2 separate regions of the Homo sapiens genome follow, and region 2 is linked to region 1. A link is an interaction called in ENCODE POLR2A ChIA-PET data of the cell type or tissue named here. Cell type or tissue: A673. All regions are shown on one strand. Each heading gives the region's core, and the rest is flanking DNA. Links, peaks and the distances in the headings are about the cores only. Region 1 has its middle 130 kb from the start of SLC35F4. Region 2 overlaps ARID4A (AT-rich interaction domain 4A).

What was found. ChIA-PET counts read pairs that join two places held together with the same protein. Peaks named below come from ENCODE experiments on the same cell type or tissue, not always from the same donor. Only the 100,000 strongest peaks of a DNase experiment are listed, where the experiment ranks them.
Region 2: POLR2A ChIA-PET joins it to region 1 with 5 read pairs; 1 of 35 experiments calls an interaction of 5 or more read pairs at or near these places.

Annotation. Positions count from the first base shown.
Region 1 is chr14:57,997,584-58,000,506 of GRCh38, forward strand. No RefSeq gene overlaps it. Among named protein-coding and RNA genes, the nearest start is that of SLC35F4, 130 kb to the left of the region's middle. In A673, for the core only: no CTCF peak of the experiment used is centred there; DNase peaks (open chromatin) are centred at 1,318 and 2,058; H3K4me3 peaks cover 428 bases; H3K27ac peaks cover 2,181 bases.
Region 2 is chr14:58,333,560-58,336,482 of GRCh38, forward strand. The region is part of intron 11 of ARID4A (AT-rich interaction domain 4A); the gene reads left to right. Among named protein-coding and RNA genes, the nearest start is that of ARID4A, 36 kb to the left of the region's middle. In A673, for the core only: no CTCF peak of the experiment used is centred there; no DNase peak of the experiment used is centred there.

The DNA of each region.
Region 1 (2,923 bases), core at 316-2,815:
CCTAGCACCCCAGCCAGGCTAACTACTTGATCTCTCACCCCTGGCCTTTGCACATGGGGTTTCTCTGGCTAGATCACATATCCCCTTCTCCCCTTTATCTGAATAACCCCACTCATCCTCCTGGCCTTAGGTTTGATGTTACCTGCTCTGGAGAAGCATCCCTGATCTTCTTGACCCAGTTAGATATTCCTTTTCTGGATCCCAGTGTCTCTGATATGAAATTGCCCATTTTCTGTCTTCCCTACTAATCCATAAGCCCTTTCCAGTCATGGACTGTGTCTTGGCTCCCCCAACACTTAACATATTACCTGACACATAAAAGGCATTCAATAAATACTGATTCAGTCAGAAGCAATATCAAGTGTTCTTGGTTTGCTGAAGATAGAGTCTCTAGCCATCCTCACCCTCCTCGGCAAAGAACCAATCAAATCTTTGGGATTCGATTGGTTCAACCACAAAACCATTTCCTATTCCTCCTCCTTTACCTCTTACATAAAGAGGGAAATAAAGGAAAATGACCATTGAAGGTTTTGTATCAAAATTCCTTTTTGGAAGACTACTTATAATTTCCTACTTTAGTCTGTCTGGTCATGAAGAAGTCTGAACTACACAAATGCTGTGGCCATGTCATGAGACATAAAATTAGAGAAATGATTCAAATGCTTTTGGTCCCTTCCTTTATTTGACTGCTAATTAGGAAGAGAATATTGAGATGGACATGACACTGGTTAATAAAAACCTCAGTTTCCTGAACTGATGCCAGGTTTATTCTTTTGAGACTAGAGCAGATGATCTACCCACCTTAAAGGTAATAAAATAATCCAAGTGGATGCCCACTTTGCCTGCAACTTTGCTTGCACTCCATTCCTATACCTATACACTTTGAGAAAAAAGATAACAGGATTTTCCCCCCACAGATAATTCTTCTGTTTCTACTCCTCAGTTCCTCCATCCTTAACCCACAAAAGGTTACACCTCTCAGCAACATCCATCTGAAGAATTTATACTCTATATTACAAATTGTTGATGGTTATCACTTACATAAGTGATCTTTTCCTGCTGCTTCTTGAAAAGAGAAAGTAGGATATTTGCTTTACTAGGTGGAATATGTAAGTTTTTTTACATCAATTTTTTTGTGCTTTTACACAAACTAGAACATGGGAGCAAATGACTTGTTTCTTTGTGCTTTTGCTGCTACTTACTGAGGGAATTCCTTAATTACTTCCTTCCTTCCTTCCTTCCTTCCTTCCTTCTCTTTATCCTATATGCACATGGTAGAAATTTGGGTTAATTAAAAGGGAGTTAGATATACCTATTACCCCAAATAGGACACTCCCAGTGCATTTGTATTACAGCGGCTTGCAAAATAAATGCTGGGGTTTTTTTCTGCATGCAGAAATTAAGCAACAGGATTATGTTTCCAGCTATGTTAACTGCCAGTCTATAATTATCAGGGCAACATCTCTCCACAGCTCATCTTCAGCTTATCAGTCTAGGAGTGCTAAATGTGCACATGTGGGACTTTTACTAAGTCAGTACCATTATTTTGCTTTCAAATTATTTCCTATTCCTAGAAGTTTATATTCAGTCATTTGAAGACTGTGCAATTAAAGAAGATATCTAACTGAGCTTAAGCTCATTTAAAGTAACCAAGCACCTTTTACCTCCTCATCCATCTTGGACTTCAGTTCCCCACCCCCAGCTATGTTCATTCTAACTACTATGAGATAATATTATTTGATGGAGAAGGTGGAGGCAAAATGGATTTGTGTAGCTTTATGGTCCCTTCTCCTGTTAATGATCTTCCTCATTTGTATTCTTCTCCTTGCTTTTCTCTATATTTTTTCAAGCATTGGTCCATTCAGAACTTTGGCATCCTCCAGCACTTTCTAATGTTTTGTGCCATTTTTATATTTGCCTTGCATTATGATTTTCCTCCATCTTCTTCTACCATATTTCTTTGCTTGAAACCACACCTTCACATACCATAAAGGGAAGAGATTTTTTTTCAGTTGTGTTCCTGCCTCTTCAAATTCCTCTGTGGTCATAAAAAAGCCTGTCTTGCCAAAATGTCACGTAGCTATAACCTTGCGCCAAATAGTACATCTTGTTTCCAAAAGCTGTTTTTTTGGCAGCTGGTAGGAACATGGATTATTCATATCTGCAGAAATCACAATCCCTGTGGAGGATTTGATTCTTCTCCCCCAGGTTGTGGCTGTGATTGGAAATAAGGTGTTTCATTTGGACTTCTACAGGAAGAAGACACCTGGAGGCAGACACAGAAGGAAGAGCGAGGTATTCAGTATGCTCCATGCACTCTATGTAATTTTCGGATACCTATATAAAATGTTTTGGCTTTTAACGCTTAGCATTTGGGGAAAAAAATCATAAAATGAAAAACCACTTTTAATTGACTCTTCAAAAATTACTTTAAATGTGTTCTAAAACTTGGCTTTAAAATTTCTTCATACAGTTTTGACCTATGTTAAGAGATACAGGTACTTTAAGAAAGTGTTTCTGGAAAATTGTATTTGAGGCAGTTTATCAGCTGAAGGCACAGCTAAGGCATCGCTAAGGGAATCTGTTACCCTGGGATACTAATTAACTCCAAATATTGCATATAAATTAAGCTAGCAGCTACTGAAAGAAACAGCTTATGGGAAAGAAAAAACTAAAGAGGTTGGAAAGAAAAGCACTGTCTTTTCTAATTAGAGAAAAAGACATCAGGGGTATGGGAGAAACCCTTTTCTCTCCATCCCAGCCTTCTATTCTTTTTCTAGTAGCTTCCATCCTTTTCTCTTTCCTTGTTTTCCTTTCTCCTTTCTCCACAGCAGGTGTGATTTATTGGATAGCATGACCAGGGAAAGTGTCTCTTCCTACAGGGGACTGCTCTCCTTGTCTCTTTTGTGTGTGTGTGTGTGTG
Region 2 (2,923 bases), core at 116-2,615, 340 kb after region 1:
TGAATTTTTAAATAACTACTGCCATTTCTGTAATACTGGGAATTGTTTAGGGACCACTGATACATTAATGCCTAAGATTATATTCCAGTATTGTAAAAAATCATAAGTACTTGAGTTTGTTTACTCATGGAAACATGAATATTATTTTTGATGTTTAAATCATATTATTTGTGCATATTTATGCCTTGTAGATTGTAAAGGCATTTGTTGGTGGTCATTCAAGATTACTTTAGGTATAAACTTACAGTAAATGCTGGATAACTTAGGAAATCCATGCTAAATTGGTGGAATTTAAAGAATATTTTAAATGTAATGTTAATATTTTAAGTATATCTAATAACTTAAGTTGCCAATGAAGCATTTCTAAGCAGATCCTAAAAAGCCAACCTTCCATGAATAATTGGGACTTTAGCTTGCAATCATATATGACAACTGACTTGCTAAAATCTTAAAGTTTAGCCCATTAAGCAAACAAAAATGCCCTTATGTATTTAGCAGAGTCTTTCTTCACAGTGTTAGTGTAAGAGTCTAACCCAGTTAGGGTCATCTAATCAGATTAATGAGGATTCCACATTTGTACACAAAAATATAGCTACATACAGCTATATTTTTATGTATTAAGAAAACACTTTTATATCAATGCATTTTATAGTTGTGGTCATATGATATAGTTGACTTGTACTAAAAATCTTGGATTTGATAGCATTTAAATGACATCTTGATGATTAAAATGTGTACCTTTTCAAATGGGGAAAAATTACTAGGCTCAGTTAACTGATAAAATACAAGAATCATGTAATCATTTATTTTAGGCAGGCTGTTGTTAAAACTGTTCTCTGAAATTATAAGTGCCTTACTATGAATATATCATCTCTTATGTGAGCCCTGAAATTTTCTGTAGGTGTAAAACAGGAAAGAATAGTACCACTCTAAATTTTATGATTACCAAATTCCACTGGGCCTTCAGCACTATTGGTCAGTTCCCAATTTCTGTAAGCAAATCATTATTTCCTCCATTAAACCAATAATCCTATACCCACTCCACACAACTTCATAAAGAAATTGGGAGCTTCAGATGCGAGCATGCTGTAAACCTGTTTGCCTGCTCTCTTTCGCTCAAGGCACAATTGATAGTGTTTTGTCCTCCCTATAAGATGAGTCTCTCAGGTTATGCTGTGGATCTCATTCCCTTCCTCTTTTCAGGAAAAGAGAGACTATCGACTCTCTCTTTTCTTGCATCTTTAACTTACTCCTTTCAGTTATATCCTTCTCATCAGCTTTTTAAAACATGCTTACATCTCTCCCAGCCTTCTGACAACCCCTCCATATTTCCTCCACCAGTCTTCAGACAACCTCTGTGCTTTCCTCTCCAGATAACTACATTCCTTCTTCATCGTCATGGCCAGAATGCTTAGAGTTACATACACTGTTCATGACCTCCCCTTTACTCTTAACTCACTGTAGTGTGTCTTGATTTCCCACAACTAAAACAACTTTACTAAGGTCACCAGTGACTCCAACAAACTTTTGTACTAAACCAAACACATTTTTGTCTTGATCCTATTTGACTGTTGAGTAGTATTCAGTACCTCTGACATACCTAACTTCTTAGAATGCTTGATATCCATGACGACATCACATTTTTGGCCTACTTCCTATCTAAAATGATATAATGACTTGATATCTATATGTACATCAAAGATGTCTCTTCTTAGCTCAAGACATTTATATCAAACCAATGAGGATTTTATCTTTTTTTTTTTTTTTTTAAGAGACAGAGTTTTGCTCTTGTTTGCCAGGCTGGAGTGCAATGGCGTGATCTCGGCTCACCACAACCTCCGCCTCCTGGGTTCAAGCAATTCTCCTGCCTCAGCCTCCCAAGTAACTGAGATTACAGGCATGCACCTCCATGCCTGGCTAATTTTGTATTTTTAGTAGAGACGGGGTTTCTCCATGTTGGTCAGGCTGGTCTCAAACTCCCAACCTCAGGTGATCCGCGCATCTCAGCCTCCCAAAGTGCTGGGATTACAGGCATGAGCCACCGTGCCCGGCCAAGGATTTCATCTTAACTTGTACGTACTCAGACTCAGTATGTGCAAGACTGCGTTCATCTTCTTTTTCCCTAAACCTATCCTTTCCCTGGCTGTCCTTAATTCATTTTGATAAAAGCAACATCCACCCAGCTGTCCAAGCCAGATACATAGAAGTCACCTTGATTCTTCTTCTCTTAACCCCCTGTCCAATCAGATACCCAGTCCATTCTCTTCTACCTGCTCGAATAGCTCTCAAATTTGCCCACTTCGTTTGGTTTCTTTTCTTCTTTCTGCCAATCTTACTCCAAGCCACTGTTCTCTTTACCTAGCCTAATGCAATAACAATAACAACTTAATTGTTCTTTCAACATCCATGCTTGCCCTCCTCCAATCTGTTCTCTGTACTGGATCTACAGTAGTTGTTTGTTTTTTTTTTTCTAACTGAAAATATATATGTGATTCCTTTAGGAATAAAATAATTTTAGGGAACAAAAGAGGTTGTGGTTTTTATTCTTTTGGATTAAAATATTTCTAAAGCATATCGCGTAATACTACCTTTTTCTAAAAGCAGTATAATGTACATTATTTAATGTAATATTTACTCAAGATTTAATTATTGCATTCTTATAATACACATACTGTCTTGGCTCTTAGTCCTTACACTAAATGACATATGTCTGTAAAGATTGTGAATTTTTCTCCAAGTTTTCTTTCTTCTAAGCTATATATTGTCAATTGTCAGTTTTTACATATGATAACTTTCTGGACAGTTCTTCAGAATTCCACTTGGGATGGGGCTTATTGATAACCTATGTAGTCATTTTGACCTATGGCTCACCTGAGTTGCCAGACTTACTATTTGTTTTGTTTGCTTTTCACTTTAAGTTAAA